Linked DNA regions of Homo sapiens: region 2 is linked to region 1. Evidence: read pairs that join two places in POLR2A ChIA-PET (ENCODE). Cell type or tissue: B cell. All regions are shown on one strand. Each heading gives the region's core, and the rest is flanking DNA. Links, peaks and the distances in the headings are about the cores only.

The links. Peaks named below come from ENCODE experiments on the same cell type or tissue, not always from the same donor. Only the 100,000 strongest peaks of a DNase experiment are listed, where the experiment ranks them.
Region 2: POLR2A ChIA-PET joins it to region 1 with 6 read pairs; 14 of 35 experiments call an interaction of 5 or more read pairs at or near these places.

The regions. Positions count from the first base shown.
Region 1 is chr17:29,396,386-29,407,172 of GRCh38, forward strand. All of the region lies in intron 1 of TAOK1 (TAO kinase 1), which reads left to right. Among named protein-coding and RNA genes, the nearest start is that of MIR4523, 11 kb to the left of the region's middle. RefSeq lists an enhancer at 4,973-5,042. In B cell, for the core only: no CTCF peak of the experiment used is centred there; no DNase peak of the experiment used is centred there.
Region 2 is chr17:29,552,551-29,563,337 of GRCh38, forward strand. ABHD15 (abhydrolase domain containing 15) reads right to left here. Exons shown (of 2, transcript NM_198147.3): 2 at 7,997-10,536. The coding sequence ends at 10,011. Among named protein-coding and RNA genes, the nearest start is that of ABHD15, 9.1 kb to the right of the region's middle. In B cell, for the core only: no CTCF peak of the experiment used is centred there; DNase peaks (open chromatin) are centred at 7,273, 7,971 and 9,541; H3K4me3 peaks cover 2,380 bases; H3K27ac peaks cover 2,860 bases.

The DNA.
Region 1 (10,787 bases), core at 3,005-7,004:
ATAAATTATTAAGTGCCTTGCATAATAGATATACTGCAGCCTCCTAAAAATGCCAGTGACCGTTATGCTGTAGGTTGTTATTTAAATATAATGGCACTTAATTACCGTCTAATTTATCTTTAAAGCTGAGAAGGGGCTAATTTTTCCTTTTGATAAAATTATTTGATCAAATAGTTTTATGCAGGTTTAGAAGTAGATGAATTACTGTAACATTTAGAAAGACATTCAAAGTTTAGTTTCTGAGAAATATTATCAAATAATAGGATGGAACAAAACTTTCTGGTTTGCAGCTACCAATAATAAAATTGGCACTTACTATATATTAATGTTGGCTGGGCGTGGTGGCTCACGCCTGTAATCCTAGCACTTTGGGAGACCGTAGATCACTTTAGGTCAGGAGTTCAAGACCAGCCTGGCCAATGTGGAGGAAACCCGTCTCTACTAAAAATACAAAAAATTAGCTGGGCGTGGTGGCGTGTGCCTGTAATCCCAGCTACTTGGGAGGCTGAGGCAGGAGAATCGCTGGAACTTGGGAGGTAGTGGTTGCAGTGAGCTGAGATTGTGCCACTGCACTCTAGCTGGGCAACAGAGTACAACTCTGTCTCAAAAAAAAAAAAAAAAAAAAAGGGCTGGGCATGGTGGCTCACGCCTGTAATCCCAGCACTTTGGGAGGCTGAGGCGGGTGGATCACCTGAGGTCAGGAGTTGCAGACGAGCCTGGCCAACGTGGCGAAACCTCGTCTCTACTAAAAATACAAAAATTAGCCGGGCGTGGTGGCACTTGTCTGTAGTCCCAGCTACTCGGGAGGCTGAGGCAGGAGAATCATTTGAACCTGGGAGGCAGTGGTTGCAGTGAGCCAAGATCGTGCCACTGCATTCCAGCCTGGGTGACAGAGTGAGACTCTGTCTCAAGAAAATAATAAAAAAGTTAAAAAATGGCTGGGTGCCGTGGCTCACGCCTGTAATCTCAGCACTTTGGGAGGCCAAGGTGGGCAGAACACAAGGTCAGGAGTTCGAGACCAGCCTGGCCAGCATGGTGAAACCCTGTCTCTACTAAAAATACAAAAAATTAGCCGGGCATGGTGGCGCGCACCTGTAGTCTCAGCTACTCAGGAAGTTGAGGCAGGAGAGTTGCTTGAACTCAGCAGGCGGAGGTTGCAGTGAGCCGAGATCGTGCCATTGCACTCCAGCCTGGGCAACAGAGTGAGATTCCGTCCCCCCCCAAAAAAATATATATATATATATACATGTATACATGTATATATGTATATTCATGTATGATACATGTATACATGTATACATGTATATTCATGTATGCATACATGAATATACATGTATGTATATACATATATACACGTATATATACACGTATGTATATATGTATACATGTATATTCGTGTGTATATATGTATATTCATGTATGTATATATGTATATACATGTATATATATGTGTATATATATATATGTATGTCACCATTTACTAGTGTAAATGTGTAACTTTTTCAGTTTTTGTTTTTTTGAGATGGGGTCTTGCTGTGTCACCCAGGTGGGAGTGCAGTGGCACAGTCATGGCCCATAGCAGCCTCTACCTTCAGGGCCGAAGCCGTGAGTAGCTGAGACTGCAGGCCTATGCCACCATACTTGGCTTATTTTAAAGTTTTTTTCGAGAAACGGGGTCTCTATGTTGCCCAATCTGGTCTCAAACTCATGGGGGCTCAGGCAGTCCTCCCTCCTCAGCATCCCAAAGAGCTGGGATTACAGGCATGAGCCACAGTACCAGGCCTGTGGTAACTTCTTTATTTAACTATTTATGCCTCACCTTTTCTTTTCTTTTTTTTTGAGACGGAATTTTGCTCTTGTTGCCCAGGCTGGAGTGCAATGGCATGATCTCGCTCACTGCAACCCCTGCCTCCCAGGTTCAAGCGATTCTCCTGCCTCAGCCTCCCAACAGCTGGGATTACAGGTATGCGCCACCATGCCCAGCTAATTTTTTGTATTTTTAGTAGAGACGGGGTTTCTCCATGTTGGTCAGGCTGGTCATGAACTCGTGACCTCAGGTGATCGCCTGCCTTGGCCTCCCAAAGTGTTGGGATTACAGATGTGAACCACTGCGCCAGGCTTCTTTTCTTTTCTTTTCTTTTCTCTTTTCTTTTCTTTTTTAGAGATGGAGTTTTGCTCTTGTTGCCCAGGCTGGAGTGCAATGGCGTGATCTCGGCTAACTGCAACCTCAGCCTCCCAGGTTCAAGTGATTCTCCTGCCTCAGCCTCCCGGGTAGCTGGGATTATAGGCATGTGCCACCATGCCTGGCTAATGTTTTTGTTTTTTTAGTAGAGACAGGGTTTCACCATGTTGGCCAGGCTGGTCTTGAACTCCTGACCTCAGGTGATCCACCCACCTTGGCCTCCCAAAGTGCTGGGATTACAGGCGGGCATGAGCCACCACACCCGTTAATGTGAAGATAGTATATACTGGGTTGTTTAAATAGGATAATGCTTGCTAAGTACTTAACTTACTGCCTGATACATGCTAACACTCAATAAATTGTTGGCTATCACACACTAGCTGCCTAATATAAATGTTTATGAGTACATTGAGATAATTTTTTTTTTTTTTTTTTTGAGACAGGGTCTCACTCCTGTCACCCAGACTGGAGTGCAGTGGCACGATCTCGGCTGCCTGCAGCCTTGACCTCCCAGGCTCAAGTGATCCACCCACCTTTGCCCTCCAAGTAGCTAGGACTACAGGCAAATGCCACTGCCTGGCTAATTTTTGTATTTTTTGTGGAGATGGGGTTTTGCCATGTTGCCTGGTCTGGTATCGAACTCCTGAGCTCAAGTGGTTCCACCTGCCTCAGCCTCCCAAAGTGCTGGGGAGAGTCTAATATTTAAGGATGAGTTGCATTATATAATTTTGATTTGATATTGGATTTATTTTTATTTATTTATTTTGAGACGGAGTCTCGCTCTGTTGCCCAGGATGGAGTGCAGTGGCACAATCTCGGCTCGCTGCAACCTCTGCCTGCCCTGTTCATGCCATTCTCCTGCCTCAGCCTCCCAAGTAGCTGGGACTACAGGCGCCCGCCACTATGCCTGGCTAAATTTTTGTATTTTTATTAGAGACGGGGTTTCACCGTGTTAGCCAGGATGGTCTTGATCTCCTGACCTCGTGATCTGCCCGCCTTGGCCTCCCAAAGTGCTGGGATTACAGGCGTGAGCCACTGCGCCTGGTGATATTGGATTTATATATCTGGAGTCTGACATACATTTTTGAAAGAAATAGTTAGAATATCAAGGTAGCTTAGTAACTTTTTGCACCTATAATGGACTACTGTGTAGTACTTAATGGGAGTTTTTTTCTTTCTTTGGGATAGATTCTCGCTCTGTCACTCAGGCTGGAGTGCAGTGGTGAGATCAAAGTTCACTACAGCCTCAATCTTCTGGACTTAGCGATCCTCTCACCTCAGCCACCTCAGCAGCTAGGACTACAGGCGTGCACCACCACACCTGGCTAATTTTTTTTTATTTTTAGTACAGACGAGATCTCACTATGTTGCCCAGGTTGGTCTTGATCTTCTGAGTTTAAGTGATCCTTCTGCCTTGTTCTCCCAAAGTGGTGAGATTATACACAGGAGCCACTGTGCCCACCTCTGATGGGAGTTTTTAATTTATCACAGGTTTTCTTTTTCCTTTGCTGGATATAAAGCCTGTCTTAAGAAATGACATTTCAGGCCGGGCGTGGTGGCTCAGGCCTGTAATCTCAGCACTTTGGGAGGCCGAGGTGGGTGGATTGCTTGAGGTCAGGAGTTCAAGACCATCCTGGCCAAAGTGGTGAAACCCCGTCTTTACTAAAAACACAAAAATTAGCTGGGTGTGGTAGTGGGCGCCTGTAATCCCAGCTACTTGGGAGGCTGAGGCAGGAGAATCACTTGAACCAGGCAGAGGTTGCAATGAGCCGAGATCGCGCCATTGCACTCCAGCCTGGGAGACAAGAGCAAAACTCCGTCTCAAAAAAAAAAAAAAAAAACAACAAATGACATTTCTTTTCCAGTACTTACTTTGTTTATTTAAGAAAAATTTGGTATCCCTCTTCTACCTCCTGGAGCTCTTTTTACCATCCCTGTCTTTGAAGGGATTCAGAGTACCCATGCTCTTCTACGCATTTTTATTTAGGTATCTTTTGTAGGTATGTCCTTACCTTGAAAGTGCCTTACGTTCCAAAATGTATTAATTCAACAAACTTTAAGTGATTATTATGTGCCAGATAAGACAGTATTTCAGCCCTGGGAGAATTCCACCTTCTGAATAGTTTTCTCAAGCTAGATAATCATAGGAAAGCAAGGACTTTCCCATAATTTTTAGTTCCTCTAAGCCAGTGCTTTCAAACTTTAGTTTGTGATCCATTAATGGCTTGTAAATTCAATTTAGTGAGTCACAATAACAATTTTAAAAAGTAATGGGGAGTGTCAGTGTGGTGCATAAAGTAAGGGTAAACATTATTATGGGAAACTTTTGTTTGCCTCTTTTTTTTTTTTTTTTTTTTTTTGATGCCAGGGTCTTGCTCTGTTGCCCAGGCTGGAACGCAGTGGTGTGATCATAGTTCACTGCGGCCTCCACCTCCTGGCTCAAGTGATCCTCCCACCTCAGCCTCCTGAGTAACTGCGACTACAGGTGTGCACCACCACACCCGGCTAATTTTTGAAAAAATTTTTTTGTGCAGACAGGGTCTTGCTATGTTGCCCAGGATGGTCTCAAATTCCTGATCTTAAGTTATCCTCTTGCCTTGGCCTCCCAAAGTGCTGGTATTACAGGTGTAAGCTATTGTGCTCAGCAGTTTGCCACATTTTTATATGTTCTGGGTACCCAGTTACACTGTTATAAAGACATACCTGAGACTGGGTAATTTATAAAGAAAATAGGTTTAATGTGCTCACGGTTCTGTGGGCTATACAGGCATCTGCATCTGGGGAGGCTTCAGAAAACTTACAATCATAGCGGAAGTGGAAGTGGGCATATTTTCCCATGGTTGGCAGGAGAGAGAGGGAGAGTGTGCATGTGTGTGGACACGCAAGCGAGTGAAGGGGGAAGTGCTACAAACTTTCCACTTTCCAACAACAGTAGCTCTTGAGAACTCACTATCAACTAGAACAGCAAGGGGGAAATCCACCCCAATGATCCAATCATTTCCACCAGGTCCCTCCCCCAACTTTGGAGATTACAATTTAACATGAGATTTGGGTAGGGACACAGAGCCAAACCATATCACTTTCTTTTTCTTCTCTTTTTTTTTTTGAGACAGGGTTTTACTCTGTTGGGAGGCTGGAGTGCAGTGGGGTGATCATGGCTTGCTGAAACCTCTGCCTCTTGGGCTCAAGCAATCCTCCCACCTCAGCCTCCTGAGTAGCTGTGCCACCACGCCTGGCTAATTTTTGTACTTTTTGTTCTTTTTGTTTGAGACGGGGTTTCGCCATGTTGGCCAGGCTGGTCTTGACTCCTGGCCTCAGGTGATCTGCCCACCTTGGCCTCCCAAAGTGCTAGAATTATAAGCGTGAGCCACTGTGCCTGAACTAAAATTTCTTTTTTTACCTCATCCCTTTTACTTCTAATCTTCTGTCTCTGAAGTATGCTTGTTTTAGTTTGCTTTTTCCTTTTTCTTTCAACAACTCTCCTTCAATCTCTACTGATTCATCTGTAGTCTATTTAGTCGTTATATTGGGTATATTTACCTTTCCTAGGTTTCAAAGCTTAGGAGATAGCAAGGACTTTGCCTAAAAGGTCCTGGGCAGGGTACCAGTAGTTTTGGATAATCATGGTAACTTCTGAGGTTTTTGTATTAAGGAACGTGTTATCAGATATCTAATGTCACACACTATGTGTGAGTGCAGTTTCTCATGAATTGCAGAATTTTAAAAAAAGAAGACTTTCTATTTAATTTTTTTAAGACGGTCTCAGTCCCCTTCCCTATGCTAGAGTCCAGTGGCACACAATGATGGCTCACTGTGCCTCTACTTCCCGGGCTCAGGTGATCCTTTTACCTCAGCCTACCAAGTAGCTGAGACTACAGTCATGCGCCACCATACCTGACTAATTCTTTTGTATTTTTTGTAGAGATTAGGTTTTGTCACATTGCCCAAGCTGGTCTCGAACTCCTGAGCTCAAGCAATCTGCCTGCCTCAGCCTCCGAAAGTGCTGGGATTACAGGTGTGAGCCACCATGCCTGGTTGAAAACTTTTTATTTGGAGGATATTAAGAAAATATCTTTTATTTTTATTTTATTTGGGGACATATATAGATTTGATTTAATTGAAATACGTCTGTTCATAAAATTATTATGTGACTAATTAAGTATATTAAGTATATTTTAAAAATGCCAGGCCAGACGTGATGGGTCATGTCTTTAATCCTAGCACTTTGGGAGGCCGAGGTGGGTGGATCACTTGAGGTCACGAGTTCAAAACCAGCCTGGCCAACATGCTGAAACCCTGTCTCTACTAAAAATACAAAAAAATTAGGCCCGGCGCAGTGGCTTACGCCTGTAAGCCCAGCACTTTGGGAGGCCGAAGTGGGCAGATCACAAGGTCAAGAGATCAAGACAGAGCAAAACTTAGTCTCAAAAAAAAAAAAACAAAATTAGCCGTGCATGGTGGCGGGCACCTGCAATCCCAGCTACTAGGGAGCCTGAGGCAGGAGAACTGCTTCAACCTGGGAGGTGGAGGTTGCAGTGAGCCAAGATTGTGCCATTGCACTCCAGCCTGGGTGACAGGGCAAGATTTTGTCTCAAAAAAAAAAAAAAAAAAAAAAAAATCAGTGTGCTGCAATGTGTTACATCTAACCATAATATTTATGTTTTAGTTGATGTTTTTAATTCACTCATGGTAGTAGTTACAAACCTCTAGTTTGTATTTTGGATTGATTTGTTACAATTTATTCCCATTGAGGCTGAGAAAGAGGTTTCAGAAAAGGTTGATGAACAGCATTACTAAACAAGGTCAAGGTTTTTCCGTTTTTAGACTTGGGGAATTTAGGGTTACTGAAAATTGGAAAAGCTTTGTCTTTTTGCCAAAACCATCCATATCCTTGATTGTACTTGATAAGGAAACTTTGCTCTTCCTTGTTGTACAGAAACTTTGTATAGTATATGTTGTTTTATTTAATATATAGTATTTAAGTAATCTCCTGCTGCATAAATGGTAGATGATGATGATGTTTTATAGGGCTCATTACTTGATAGGAGTATGGTATTTCAGTTGGTTTTATTTACTGGAATTAGAGTTTTGAGTCCCAGAGGGGCAATATAATGTGCTCACTTTCAGATTCTTTTTTGTTTTTTGTGTTTCTTTTCAGACAGGGTCTTGCTCTGTCACCCAGGCTGGAGTGTAGTGGCACAATCACAGCTCACTGCAGCCCTGACCTCTTACACCGAAGCAGTCCTCATACGTCAGCCTCCCAAAGTGCTGGGATTACAGGTGTGAGCCACCATGCCTGGCCTAGATTCTTTACTTTGACATGTCGTTATTAGTGATAATGATTTTTTAATTCTCTAGAAAAGTACAAATAATTTGAAAATGGAGTAATTAAAAGATCATTTTATCTTCAGCTTAGGTAGTGAAAAAGTATTTTTGTGTTTTATGTGTGAATGTCTAGTTCTATAAAATAATGCCATTAATCTTTAATCAAGAATAAAAAAGTTGGCTGGGCATGTAAAAAATAAAACAGTGTTGAGATATGAAATATTTCTGTGTGTGTGTGGGGGGGGATTTTGTTTTGTTTTGTTTTGTTTTTGAGACAGGGTCTTACTCTTTTAAGAACCTGTTGTAGGACTCCAGACTGGAGTGCAGTGGTAGGATCACAGCTCACTGCAGTCTTGACCTCCTGGGCTCAAGTGATCCTCCTGCCTCAGCCCCACAAGTAGCTAGGACTACAGCCCTGTGCTACCACACCCAGCGAATTTTTTGTATTTTTAGTAGAGACGGCTTCACCGTGTTGCCCAGGCTGGTCTTGGATTGCTGGACTCAAGTGATCCACCCAGCTCAATCTCCCAAGGTGTCAGGATTACAGGCATGAGCCACCACACCTGGCCTGAAATATTTGCTAAAATAAGTAAAATAACTATGATATAAAAACTTTTGGCTAGGCATGATATCTTCCGCCTGTAATCCCAGCACTTTGGGAGACTGAGACAAGGGGATCGCTTGAGCCCAGGAACTCAAGACCAGCCTGGCAACATAGTAAGGCCTCATCTCTACTAAAAATAAAAAATTAGCCAAGTACGGTGGCATGTGCCTGTGGTCCCAGCTACTCAGGAGGCTGAGGCAGGAGGATTGCTGGAACCTAGGAGGATGGAGTTACAGTGAGCCATGGTTGTGCTACTGCATTCCAGCTTGGGCAACAGTGAGACCCTGTGTCTAAATAAATAAATAGGTAAGTAAAAACTGTTTAATTTTTTGACAATATGTTAAAATACACTACCATTCTGTATTTTAACATAAATTTTATTAGATTCAAGTTAGGTGGAATGATAGCCAAGATTTTAGTATCCATTATTTTACTCTATTTTATTCAAATGGCACTATGATATGAGTTCAAAAAATTTTTGAAACAGTGTCCTTTGTTTTGAGATGGAGTTTTGCTCTTGTTGCCCAGGCTGGAGCGCAATGGCATGATCTCGGCTCACCGCAACCTCCACCTCCCAGGTTCAAGTGATTCTCCTGCCTCAGCCTCCCAAGTAGCTGAGATTACAGGCATGTGCCACCAGGCCCAGCTTATTTTTGTATATATATATTTTTAGTAGAGATGGGGTTTCACCATGTTGGTCAGGCTAGTCTCAAACTCGTGACCTCAGGTGATACACCCGCCTTGGCCTCCCAGAGTGCTGGGATTACAGGCGTGAGCCACCTTGCCCTGCTGAAACAGTGTCCTTTTAAAAATGCTTTCAGAGCACAGTCATTAAGCCAGTTGGTTTACTCATGCTGCAGTAAATTTGGAAATAAATTTCAGTTTAATACTCTTTTGAGATATTCACATAGTTATAATTTGTAATTTGTTGGTATGTACTATGAAAACACCAAGTCAAGATAGTGATTGATGGAATTTGCTTTTAAAGACCACAAGTTTAGGCCAGGAGTGGTGGCTCATGCCTGTAATCCCAGCATTTTGGGAGGCCGAGGTGGGCGGATCACCTGAGGTCAGGAGTTTGAGACCAGCCTGGCCAATATGGTGAAACCCCGTCTCTACTAAAAATGCAAAAATTAGCTGGGTGTGGTGGCTCTCGCCTGTAATCCCAGCTACTCGGGAGGCAGAGGTAGGAGAATTGCTTGAACCTGGGAGGCGGAGTTTGCAGTGAGCCGACATCGAACCTCTCTACTCCAGCCTGTGAGACAGAGTGAGACTCCATCTCAGAAAAAAAAAGACAACCAGTTTAGCCAGTAAGTTATGTAGCTTTCATATCAAAGTAAGATTCAGCAATGACATACGTATTTCTTATATTTTTTGAGTGCAGCATTCTAGGCAGTGTGGTTATTAAAATAGGTTCAGTAATGACACATCTGTATTTATTAATACATTTTTTTGGTGTGTTATTTTGTAGATACTGTGCCAGTATACAGAAATCAGTAAGACTTGATCCCTCCCATTTTGTAGTTTAGTAGGGATACAGGCTTGCAAGTAAATACATACAATAGTGTAGTGCAGGGTTTCCCAACCGTGGTAGTATTGACATTTTGGGTAGGATAATTCATTGTTGGGGGGATCTGTGCTATGCATTATAGCATATTTTGCAGCATCACTGGCTTTTACCCATTAGATGCCAGTAGCGTCACCCCTGGTTGTGATGATCAAAAAATGTTTCAGGTATTACCAAATGTCCCCTAGGGAGCAAAATCACCTGATTGAGAACCATTTATTTAACTGTTATACAGGTAGAGTTAAGGGGTGTTTAGGAGTAGTGACTCCTGAGGGAGTGAGATTTTATATGGGTCTTGAAAAAAAAATAAAAGTACAAAGGGTATTATATACCTGAGAGCATGAATGATCAATATTGAAGAGGGTGATTACTGATCATATGTGGCTATAGGTTATTTATGTGATTTGGGATGGGTATTTGGTAAAATGAAGCTGAAAAGGTACTTTTGGGCCATATCTTTTTTCTTTTCTTTTTTCTTTTTTGAGACTGGATCTCACTGTTTTGCCCAGACTGAAGTGCAATGGCACAATCACGGCTCACTGTAGCCTTGCTTGACCTCCCTGGCCCAAGCAGTCCTCCCACCTCAGGTTCCCAAGCAGCTGAGACCACAGGAGTGCACTACCCACCCCCCCAACTAAGCAGCTGGGAGACTACTGGCATACACCACCATGGCCAGCTAATTTTTGTAGTGACAGGGTTTCTCCATGTTGCCTAGGCTGGTCTTGAACTCCCGGGCTAAAGTGATCCTCACACCTCGGCCTCCCAAAGTACTGGCATTACAGGTGTGAGCTACCATGCTTAGCCATTTTTCTTTTTTTAAAACTGTTTGAGGTATAATTAATGCAGCAAAGTGCATAAATATGAAGTGTAAGCCTGTTGAATTTTTACAGATGTGTATGTTCATGTAACCATCACAAAGAACAAGATAGAGAACATTCCTAGTACCTCTTACAGTTCTTTCTTTTTTTAGATACAGGGTCTTGCTCTTTTGCCCAGGCAGGAGGGTAGTGGTGCCATCATAGCTCACTTCAGTCTTGAACTCCTGGGCTCAAGTGATCTTCCCATCTTAGCCTCCTGAGGAACTAGGACTGACTATAGGCACATACAGG
Region 2 (10,787 bases), core at 5,823-9,822, 160 kb after region 1:
ATAAATGTAAGCAGTTCTCTTGGGTCTTGTACAAAGCCTCAAAAGGTGGTCTTATCTGGGCTTATCTCCCTAGATTTGAAAAATCACATTTTAGCCCTATGTGGGGGCAGTAAACCATGGAATCCAGTCCTATTTAAAACACTGTGACTTTTTTTTTTGTCAGAAGACTAATTCAGAGGGAGAAATGCTCAGGGGCTGGGATTTATGTTTTTTAATTTAAAAAGAAAATAGGGCCGGGCGTGATGGCTCAACCTGTAATCCCAGCACTTCGGGAGGCTGAGGCAGGCAGATCACCTGAGGTCAGGAGTTTTGAGACTAGCCTGACCAACGTGGTGAAACCCCATCTCTACTAAAAATACATGGTGAAACCCCGTCTCTACTAAAAATACAAAAAATTAGCCGGGCATGGTGGTGGGCTCCTGCAGTCCCAGCTACTCGGGAGGCTGAGGCAGGAGAACGGCGTGAACCCGGGAGGCAGAGATTGCAGCGAGCCGAGATCGTGCCACTGCACTCCAGCCTGGGCGACAGAGCGAGACTCCGTCTCAAAATTAAAAATAAATAAATAAATAAATAAATAAATAACAAAAATTAGCCAGGCGGTGGGTGCCTGTAATCCCAGCTACTAAGGAGGCTTAGGCAGGAGAATTACTTGAACCTGAGAGGCGAAGGTTGCAGTGAGCCAAGATCAGGCCACTACACTCTAGCCTGGGTGACAGAGTGAGGCTCCATCTCAAAAAAAAAAAAAGAAAAGAAAATAACTTTTGGGTTTTTTGTTTGTTTTTTTGTTTTTGAGGCAGCCTCTCTCTGTTACCCAGGCTAGAGTGTAGTGGCCTGATCTTGGCTCACAACAACCTCCGCCTCCCAGGTTCAAGTGATTCTCGTGGCTCAGCCTCTGAAGTAGCTGGGATTACAGGTGTGTGCCACCAAGCCCAGCTAATTTTTGTATTTTTAGTAAAGATGGGGTTTCTCCATCCTGGCCAAGCTGGTTGCGAACTCCTGACCTCAGATGAACCATCTGCCTCGCCCTCCCAAAGTGCTGGGATTACAGGCGTGAGCCACCACACCCAGCCAAGAAAATAGTTTTAAGTACCATTTTTAAAAGTATAATTTAGGTTGGGCCGGGCGCGGTGGCTCACGCCTGTAATCCCAGCTACCCCGGAGGCTGAGGCAGGAGAAAGGCGTGAACCCGGGAGGCGGAGCTTGCAGTGAGCCGAGATCGCGCCACTGCACTCCAGCCTAGTTTACAGAGCGGGACTCCGTCTCAAAAAAAAAAAAAAAAAAAAAGGATAAAGTATAATTTAGGTTACCTACCATATTGAAAAGAAGACTTAAAGTGGCAGTTTTTTAACTCCTAGAATGTCGACATTTGAACTATTTTGAGATTAACATTTCTATAGTGTTTAATTTGCTTGCCTCAAACAGCTGTGTGGCAGCCAGGTGCAATGGCTCATGCCTGCAGTCCTACCACTTTGAGAGGCTGAGGTGGAAGGATTGCTTGAGACCAGGAGTTTGAGACCAGCCTGGGCAACATAGTGAGACCCTATCTATCTACAAAAAAATAATAAAAATATTAGATGAGCATGGTGACACATGCCTGTAGTCCCAGCTACTTGGGAGGCTGAGGTGGGAGGATTGCTTGAGCCTGGAAGGTTAAGGCTGCAGTAAGCCATGATCATACCACTACATTCCAGCCTAGGTGACAGAGCTAGACTTTGCCTTGCAGAGCCAGGATTAGATCCCAGACCTCATCTCCAGTATTTTCAATATACCCACCTGAATTTGGACTAACTCAATGGGGTTAAAAAACAAGATTTCTAGGGCATAGAGGCTCATGCCTATAGATCCCCCCCTACTCAGGAGGTTGAGGTGGGATGATTGCTTGAGCCCAGGAGTTTGGTGTCCAGCCTGGGCAACATAAGGAGACTCCGTCTCTAAAAAAAGATTCTTTGTTTTCTCCTCACAATTGGGTTCTTCAAATTACAGTGGGATGAAAGATTCGAGTTATGCTTAGAATTTGAAATCTATCCTACCTGACTATAAAAGAAATTTGAACATAAAATTAGTCATGGGAGGTCGGGCACGGTGCCTCACACCTATAATTCTAGCACTTTGGGAGGCCAAGGCAGGCGGATCACTTGTGGTCGGGAGTTTGAGACCAGCCTGGCCAACATAGAGAAACCCTATCTCTACAAAAATACACAAATTAGCTGGGTGTGGTTGCGCATGCCCGTAGTCCCAGCTACTTGGGAGGCTGAGGCAGGAGAGTTGCTTGAACCCAAGAGGCGGAGGTTGCAGTGAGCTGAGATCATGCCACTGCACTCCAGCCTGGGCAACAAAGTGAGACTCTGTCTCAAAAAAAAAAAAAATTAATCACGATTGTCAGCTAGCTTCACAGCCCCTATGCCATCACCTACATCACATTTCGCCAGCTGCAGAATCAGGGTCTTCCTGTATGTGTCCTGGGCAATTAATGACTTTACCTTTTGCTACCCTATTTTCAGGTACTTGTTCTTAACGGATACAGGGAGAGAAGGCTGCTGAGGGTGTTAGCTCTGTGCAGGCTGTGCAGTGAAATTTAAAGGGTGCCATTTGTAGATAACGTGCATGGCTCCCCCCATGCAGTTGTGCACCCCGGCAGCTCTGAAGAGAGATACCCTGAAACCCCCACCTTTTTGTTAAAATCCTTTACATTTTGGAGTCCAAAATGGACATTGTTTAGTATCATCTCAGACAGTGATTAGGAAAAGGCAAATAATGTATGGCATAAAGAGCACTAATTTGGGTCTGGTCTTAGCCCCACCACTAACCATGAGATCTTAAAAGTCACATCGTCTCTGACCATCTATAAGAAATAGAAATGCAGATGGTTTTTGACAAAAATTGATGTGAAACCAATTAGCTGTGACATAGTATCAGTGTGTGTGTACATATATGGGGGTGGGGATGGGGAGAGTTTGTCCTCAACTGGGCAACCCAAACCCAACCTGTGAGGCTCAAAGGTGCTGCTCTTCCAGGCCCTTCCCAACTTTGCAGTGCAATTAATAACTGGAACTTCTTAGCCTTATAAGATGTTGATCAGAGAATAAAGACTGTGATTTGAAAGCAGATGCCCCTTCATCATGGAGGTCTTTGAGCTATGGCTGAGGAATTAGAGTCTTGGAGAATGGGATCTGTTTGCTATTAAGTATCTCATTATATCCTAACAGACCTTATAAATTAAGGCCTATACACATTCCCAGTCTTTTCATATGGAACAACTCATAAAATAACTTTCTCAGGGTCACTTAAGTCATAGATGAAGTAGAAACTGGAACCCACATCTCCAAACTATTACTTCAGTATCCTATCAACACACAAACACTGTTTGCCCACTGAATAATATATTTGTTGTAGGCACCATCAATGATCAGGGAATTGTGCGCCTGCTGGGAAATTATTAGCCCAGAACAGGAGACCTGGTTATTGATTAAACAGAGCTGCTGCTGGTTAGTGTTAGGCCACACGAGGCTAGATCTACAAAAGTGAGGCAACATCCAGTGGCTAGAGAATGTGCACTGAGGCTCTGCTAAACGCCACAGTAGGCAAGCATGGCTTAGTACACAGAAGACTTCAGAAGACAAACAGCACATATTTGTTTCTGGAGATTTAAAAAATAATAACATTCCAGTGTTACTGGGAGACTGATTTACTATTCAGAGACAAATAAGTTGGAGAGAAATTTTTTGTTCAACCATACTAAATACTAAGGCAAGGTATTGCATTATTACAAGGTAAGACTAGAGGGACTAGAGACTTACTTTTGATGCATGAGTGTCTTATTGTTTCAATGAAGTATCATTTTACCTTCAAAACTTTAGCTCCGGCCGGGTGCGATGGCTCACTCCTATAATCCCAGCACTTTGGGAGGCCGAGGTGGGCGGATCATGAGGTCAGGAGATCGAGACCACAGTGAAACCCCGTCTCTACTGAAAATACAAAAAATTAGCCGGGCGTGGTGGCGGGCGCCTGTAGTCCCAGCTACTCGGGAGGCTGAGGCAGGAAAATGGCGTGAACTTGGGAGGCGGAGCTTGCAGTGAGCCGAGATGGTGCCACTGCACTCCAGCCTGGGCGACAGAGCGAGATTCCGTCTCAAACAAACAAACAACAATAAAAAAAAACCTTTAGCTCCTCTGAGCAAGTGCGACTAGAGCATAATCATTGGCTATCTTAAAAATATACTCTGATGCCAGGTGTGGTAGCTCACACCTATAATCTCAGACTTTTGGGAGGCCGAGGTGAAAAGATCCCTTGAACCCAGGAGTTCGAGACCAGCCTGAGTAACATAGTAACAAACCCTATCTATACAAAAAATACAAAAATTAGCTAGGCATGGTGGTGCACACCTGTAGTCCCAGCTACTTAGGAGTCTGAGGTAGGAGGATCACCTGAGCTCGGGAGGTCGAGGCTGTGGTAAGCCATGATCACACCACTGGGCAATCCAGCCTGGGTGACACAGCAAGACCCTTTCTCTAAACAAAACAAAACACTCTGGGCTGGGAATGGTGGTGGCTCATGCCTGTAGTACCATCACTTTATGAGGCTGAGGCGGGAGGATTGCTTGAGCTCAGGAGGTTGAGGATGCAGTGAGCCAAGATTGCACCACTGCACTCTAGCCAAGGTGACAGAGCAAGACCTTATCTCAAACAAACAAAAACCACAGACACACACACTCACTCTGGTCACTTTGGCAGGGTTATTTTCATTAAAATTTATGTTATCTCTCAACTCCCAGGATCCTAGTCAGGTCTGTGGTTTTCTGATCCTTGAGCCCAGAAACCCACCTTAAGTTGTTACAAACACTAAGATCATTAGCATTATTTATTTTAATTCACAGACCTTAGATGAGAAGAAACTGGATATCTGATCTAGTTCATCCTCATTTCTTGCCACATGTTCTCTCCATGATATGTGCCAAGGGGCAGTCTAGCTTGAATATCCCACTGATGATGTGAGACTTACTGTTTCCTGAGGCATTCATTTAATCTCTGAGTACTTGGACACTCCCTATGTATAACTTCTCAAGCCTTCCTGAATGCACTCTTATCTCTGCAAATTGTGATAATGAGTCAAAGCAATTTCTGGTGTCATCCTTTCTGGCTTGACTGAAGAATCACAAATACTCCTTTTATTGGCATTGTTACCAAGTTCTACCAGAGTGGCCAAGTGTATCTGCTTGTTTAAGCAGGGAGAGGAATTCATGCTAAAATTCATCTCTAAAGGAAGATACCTTGGCATTCATTACTAAAGGTGACTGATTGAGAAAGGACCTTGTGGTTTGGGATGGAAGATGAGTACAGAGGAGTTTCTGACTCTAGGTGGTTCTGAGGTTATGTATAAAGCCAAGGTGACACTTCCTTGTTTTGAGACCTTTTCTCTTTCCTTTTTTTGAGACAGGGTCTTGCTCTGCTGCCCAGGCTAGAGTGCAGTGGCATGTTTACAGCTCACTGCAGACTTGACTTCCTAGGCTCAAGTGATTCTCCCACCTCAGTCTCTCTAGTAGCTGGGCCTACAGGCATGCACCACCATACACAGCTGATTTTTGTATTTTTTGTAGAGACAGGTTTTCACCACGTTGCCCAGGCTGGTCTCAAACTCCTGGACTCAAGCGATCCACCCACCTCAGTCTCCCAAAGTGCTAGGATTACAGGTGTGAGCCACCATGCCTGGCCAAGGCCTCCTTCCTTCCTTCCTTCCCTCCCTCCTTCCTTCCATCCTTCCTTCCTTCCCTTCTTTCTTTTTCTTTCTTTCTCTTTCTTTCCTTCCTTCCTTCCTTTCTTTCTTTTTCTTTCTTTCTTTTTCTTTCTTTCTTCTTTTTTTCCTTTCTTCTTTCTTTCTTCTTTCTTTTTCTTTCTCTTTATTTCCTTTCTTTTTTTCTTTTTTTTGAGACGGAGTTTTGCTCTTCTTGCCCAGGCTGGAGTACAATGGCGCAATCTTGGCTCACCGAAACCTCCACCTCCCGAGTTCAAGTGATTCTCCTGCCTCAGCCTCCCAAGTAGCTGGGATTAGAGGCATGCACCACCACACCTGGCTAATTTTGTGTTTTTAGTAGAGACGGGGTTTCTCCATGGTGGTCAGGCTGGTCTCGAACTCCCAACCTCAGGTGATCCACACGGCTCGGCCTCCCAAAGTGTTGGAATTACAGGCGTGAGCCACTGCGCCCGGCCAAGACCTATTTTCTATCAGTATCCAAGTCTTAGGATATCGTCACTCAAAACAGAGATGATGTCTTCTCAGAGAATTTAGTGCTGTATTTTTCATACTGTCATCTCCAGCCAAGCCACCCTGGAAATCTATGTATAAATACATAAAATACTAAATTATGAGAATTAAGTTATAGCTTAGCACAATCTTGATATCAGAGATCAGAACTTAGAACTCACAGAAAATTTCAGAAGCAGTTGTCTGCTTTCTGCATTCTGATCCATGGCTAGAGACAGAGGACTCAATTGCCACTTCTGAATTAATGCCTCCCTTTAGTCATTGGCTTTTTGTTTTTGCTTTATTGTTTTCATTATGATTTTGAGACAGGGTCTTGCTCTGTTGCCCAGGATGGAGTGCAGTGGCGCAGTCTCGGTCCACTGCAGCCTCTGCTTCCCAGGCTCATGCGATTCTCTCACCTCAATCTCCCAAGTAGCTGGGACTACAGGCGTGTGCCACCACACTCAGATGGAATTTCACCATGTTGGCTAGGCTGGTCCTGAACTCCTGGACTGAAATGATCTGCCTGCCTCGGCCTCCCAAAGTGCTGGGATTACTGCACTTTGCAGTGAGTCACTGCACCTGGCTCGTTTCCTTATTTGTATTCATTTTTTTATCTTACCATTTGAAGGTGTTGGTAAATAACGGACACCAAAAAGGAGGCAAGCAAGTAATGAGGCCTGAAGATTACTGAAGACCCACCACCTGGAAAGTCCAACTCAGTGGTTCTTAGGTGTTCGGGAGGGGCTCACTGAAGTCTCGACCTCCAGGGCTGAAGCAGTGCTACCGCCTCAGTCTCCCGAGTGGCTGGGACTACAGGGTGCACCACCATGCCTAGCTAATTTAATTTTTTGTAGAGATGGGGTTTTGCTATGTTGGCCAGACTAGTCTCGATCTCTTGGCCTCAAGTGATCCTCCCACCTCAGTCTCTCAAAGTGCTGGTATTGCAGGTGAGAGCCACTGTGCCCCGCCTATTGTTTGGTTTTGTTGTTTGTTTCTTGCTTCCTCAAACTCATAACTTGCCATTTTGTTCAAGGGCCACCCATTCACAGAACAGTGTGCCTGGGGCTCCTCCAGCTGGCTTCACACAATTAGCTATTTACCAAAGCAGAATTCACCTGTGTGATTCTTGAATCATTAGGCTAAAGGACAGGGCCATCCAAATCTTTCCTGCTTGAACAGAAATTACACTTTCTCAGCACAAAACAGGCATTTCAGCCCTAGTCTTCAAGTAGTAATGGGAAAATCAGAGAATGTTCTTGGGATATGCAGTGGGTGCATCTGGCACAAGGGCCACGGAAGAGAAATACTTTAGGGTTCGGGTCACTAGAGTTCAGGGTTCAAAGGAATTAATGGAACGTGAACTGGGGCTGATTCTGCCATTCTTCTGACTGTAACTACAAAGTTTATACATTTCTCTCCCTGGAAAACTTTCTTTCCTATCAAAAGGGAAAGGAAAACCAACCACTATTTCTCCAAAAGCTATTCTCTTGAAGAACCAGAATCTTGCATTATCTGGATAGTTTCTAGAGAAACTATGCAGATTTTCACCCTTAGGGACTCTTTAAGCCTTAGGGTTTAAAAACCACTAGGCTGCTTCCCATTTTGCAGGGCAACTGGGACTACGGGACCCTAATTAACTGAAATCCTCACTGTACCAGATGTGGAGGGCAGCTGGTGGTAGCGGATGGCCAGATGGCAGTAAATCTCCCTCACCAAGGCTTACACCAAGGCTGTTGTTCACCGGCAGTAGAGCAGCTTAATTTCAGTTCCTTTTTATTTATCCTGCTTAGAAACGGCAAAAGAACGTCAGATGAGGAATATGGAGGAGGAGAAACAAGAAGTGGGGAGAAGGGAGATAATTTTTCTTTTCTTTTTTTTTTTTGAAACACAGTCTTACTCTGTCGCCCAGGCTGGAGTGCAGTGGTGCGATCTCAGCTCACTGCAAGCTCCGCCTCCCGGGTTCACGCCATTCTCCTGCCTCAGCCTCCTGAGTAACTGGGATTACAGGCACCCGCTACCACGCCCGGCTAATTTTTTGTATTTTTAGTAGAGATGAGGTTTCACTGTGTTAGCCAGGATGGTCTCGATCTCCTGACCTCGTGATCCACCCACCTCGGCCTCCCAAAGTGCTGAGATTATAGGTGTGTGCCACCGCTCCCAGCCAGGAGGGAGATAATTTTTCACAACAAGATAATGTCCCTTAGATTATCGAGTGCTGTCTACATTTCAGTGCAGATTCTTGGAGTTATTTCAAAGTTTCTTCTGATTTGATCTAGAAGAACAAGATCTAGAATCTGGGGCAAGATTATCCAAACCTGAAATCAAGGCCTCAGGAATACCTTATACCAAGTCTTGGAATGTGGGTTTTCGTATAAGCAGCTCTCTTCTTTACAACAGCTTTGCTGTTTTTGAGGTCAGAACAGGAGCCCTCTTTCTCAATGACGATTAAAATAAAACTTCAGGGCAAAGTTTTTGAATCTTAGCAACACATGGAAACATATGTCCTGTTGCCAAAAAAATTTTAATTGCCTAATCCAAACCAGAATATTTAGATCAACCTGTATACTATATATTATCTCTGATATACTATATCTCTAGTCCTCAGCATTATTCTTCATAAAACCAAATACCCACTTATTTGCTGAGTGGCCAGATCTAAGAGGAAGCTTTTCTGCCTTTACAGGGATGGCCTTTTGAATAATTGAGCAGACGAAGCATTGGAATATGAAATATTTGTAAATCACTGGTCAGCTCTAGTCAACCTCTTGGTGCTTTTGTTTCCTCTGGTCCCAGATGTGTCTCCTGGCTCTGGAAAGGGAGAGGCCAGTAGTAGGATCAGAAAAGGGAGCAACCAACCAGAAAACACCTAAGTTATGAGGTTTGTGCTTTTCCTGACTTAGAGAAAGTCCATATCTCAGGAGATAAACAGTTCTGGCTGCAGCTCTCTGGAGTAATCCCCTGAAATGGTGCCAGAGGGAGCATGTAGGGTAGCCAAGATTCTGACTCCTTGAACCATGGTCTAGCAAAGCCCTCAGATCCTGCATGAGAGCGCTTCCTATTTGTAAAATACCCTTGGGATCTCTCCAGTGAGGCTTGGGGGCCAGATCAGCCCCATTCCTAGCTGAGACTTGCAGAGCTCCTCTGAGAGATTGGAACTTCGCATTCCTTGAGATGGACATTCACATTCTCTACCTGCTCAGCCCTCAGCGAGCCAGCCCCACTGCCTCTGCCGCCCTTCTCACACACACAAGCCTGCTGCCGCAGTTGCCAGAGCATTCGGTCAAAGCAGGGCGCCACAACCACAGAGCAAATGAGGGAAGTGGGGCCGAGACACAAACATCCTGTCCTCATGACATCAAATGGCTCCAGCTTGAGAATCGGGGTCACTGCCCAGTGACATACACAAACGTCTCATCCCTCTAGCCACTGCCAGTAAGAGGGCATTTTCTCCTGAGTCCATGGATTGAAAAAGTGCTATCCTTTGGCTTGTGATGTCAGTGACAGGTGACAGTGACTGGAACGCGCCGCTGCTGACCGGATGAGTAGGGATATGTTGAGCAGAGGCCAGGCAGGAGTTCTGCTGAGGATGAAGTGAGTGCAGGCTCGCAGGACGTTCCTTCTCTTTCAAGGCACCAATTTAAGAGAGAGGGACTGAATGAGGAGCACAGAGCTGGAGCTCCCTCTGTTCAGTCCGCCCCATCTTTCCAGGACTCCCCCTTGCCCAGCTCTGTTTTTCTTTGCAGGACTTGGGGGTTCTCAGGCCAGGTCTTTCACCTTGTGTATGATCGCTTCCAGTTAAAGATCTCCTCCAGGTTGGAAGAGGAAGAGACTTCCCGCCTCTGCAAGGCTCCCCCACGACGACGGCCCCCAAGGAAGGAAGCTCTGTGCCTGCTCAGCCCTTTAATCCTCTCCTCCGTTCGGAAGAACTCAGTCAAGGCCCGGAAGGACTCCAAGATGACCTCATGGCTCCAGGCTGGCAAGGGCTCCTGGCGCAGGAAGCCACAGTGGCCTCCGTGGCGACTGAGCAGGAGGAAGAAGTAGGGGTTGCTGTGGAAGAGTTCAGTTGTCAGAGTGTGGTCTGGGGGTCCACACACGGGGTCGTCAGCACTGCAGATACACAGCACAGGCACGGCTGCCTCATCGACATCCCGGAGCGGGTCGTTGCGGTCCCAGTAGGTATCCCAGCTGATGGGGAAGCTTTTGGTGTGGCAGAAGAGAGCCTCCTCAAACTCTCGAAGGGAACGGCTCCTGAACAGTCTGCTGGTGTCCACAGTGTCCTCCAGGGCTGTGGCATACCTGGCAGCGAGGTGTTTAGTGGGGAAGGTGGGAAAGAGAGGGAAGAATGAGAACATCAGGTGACAGCAGATGAGACAGACAGACAGCCCGCAGGCCAGATCTGTCCACAGAGGCTTTCTTTGGCCATTTAGGGCTTCGAAAACGTTTAATTTCATGGCCATCATTTAAAACCAGATAAGGCTGGTTGTGGTGGCTCACGCCTGTAATCCAAACACTCTGGGAGGCCAACGAGGTGGGTGGATCACTTAAGT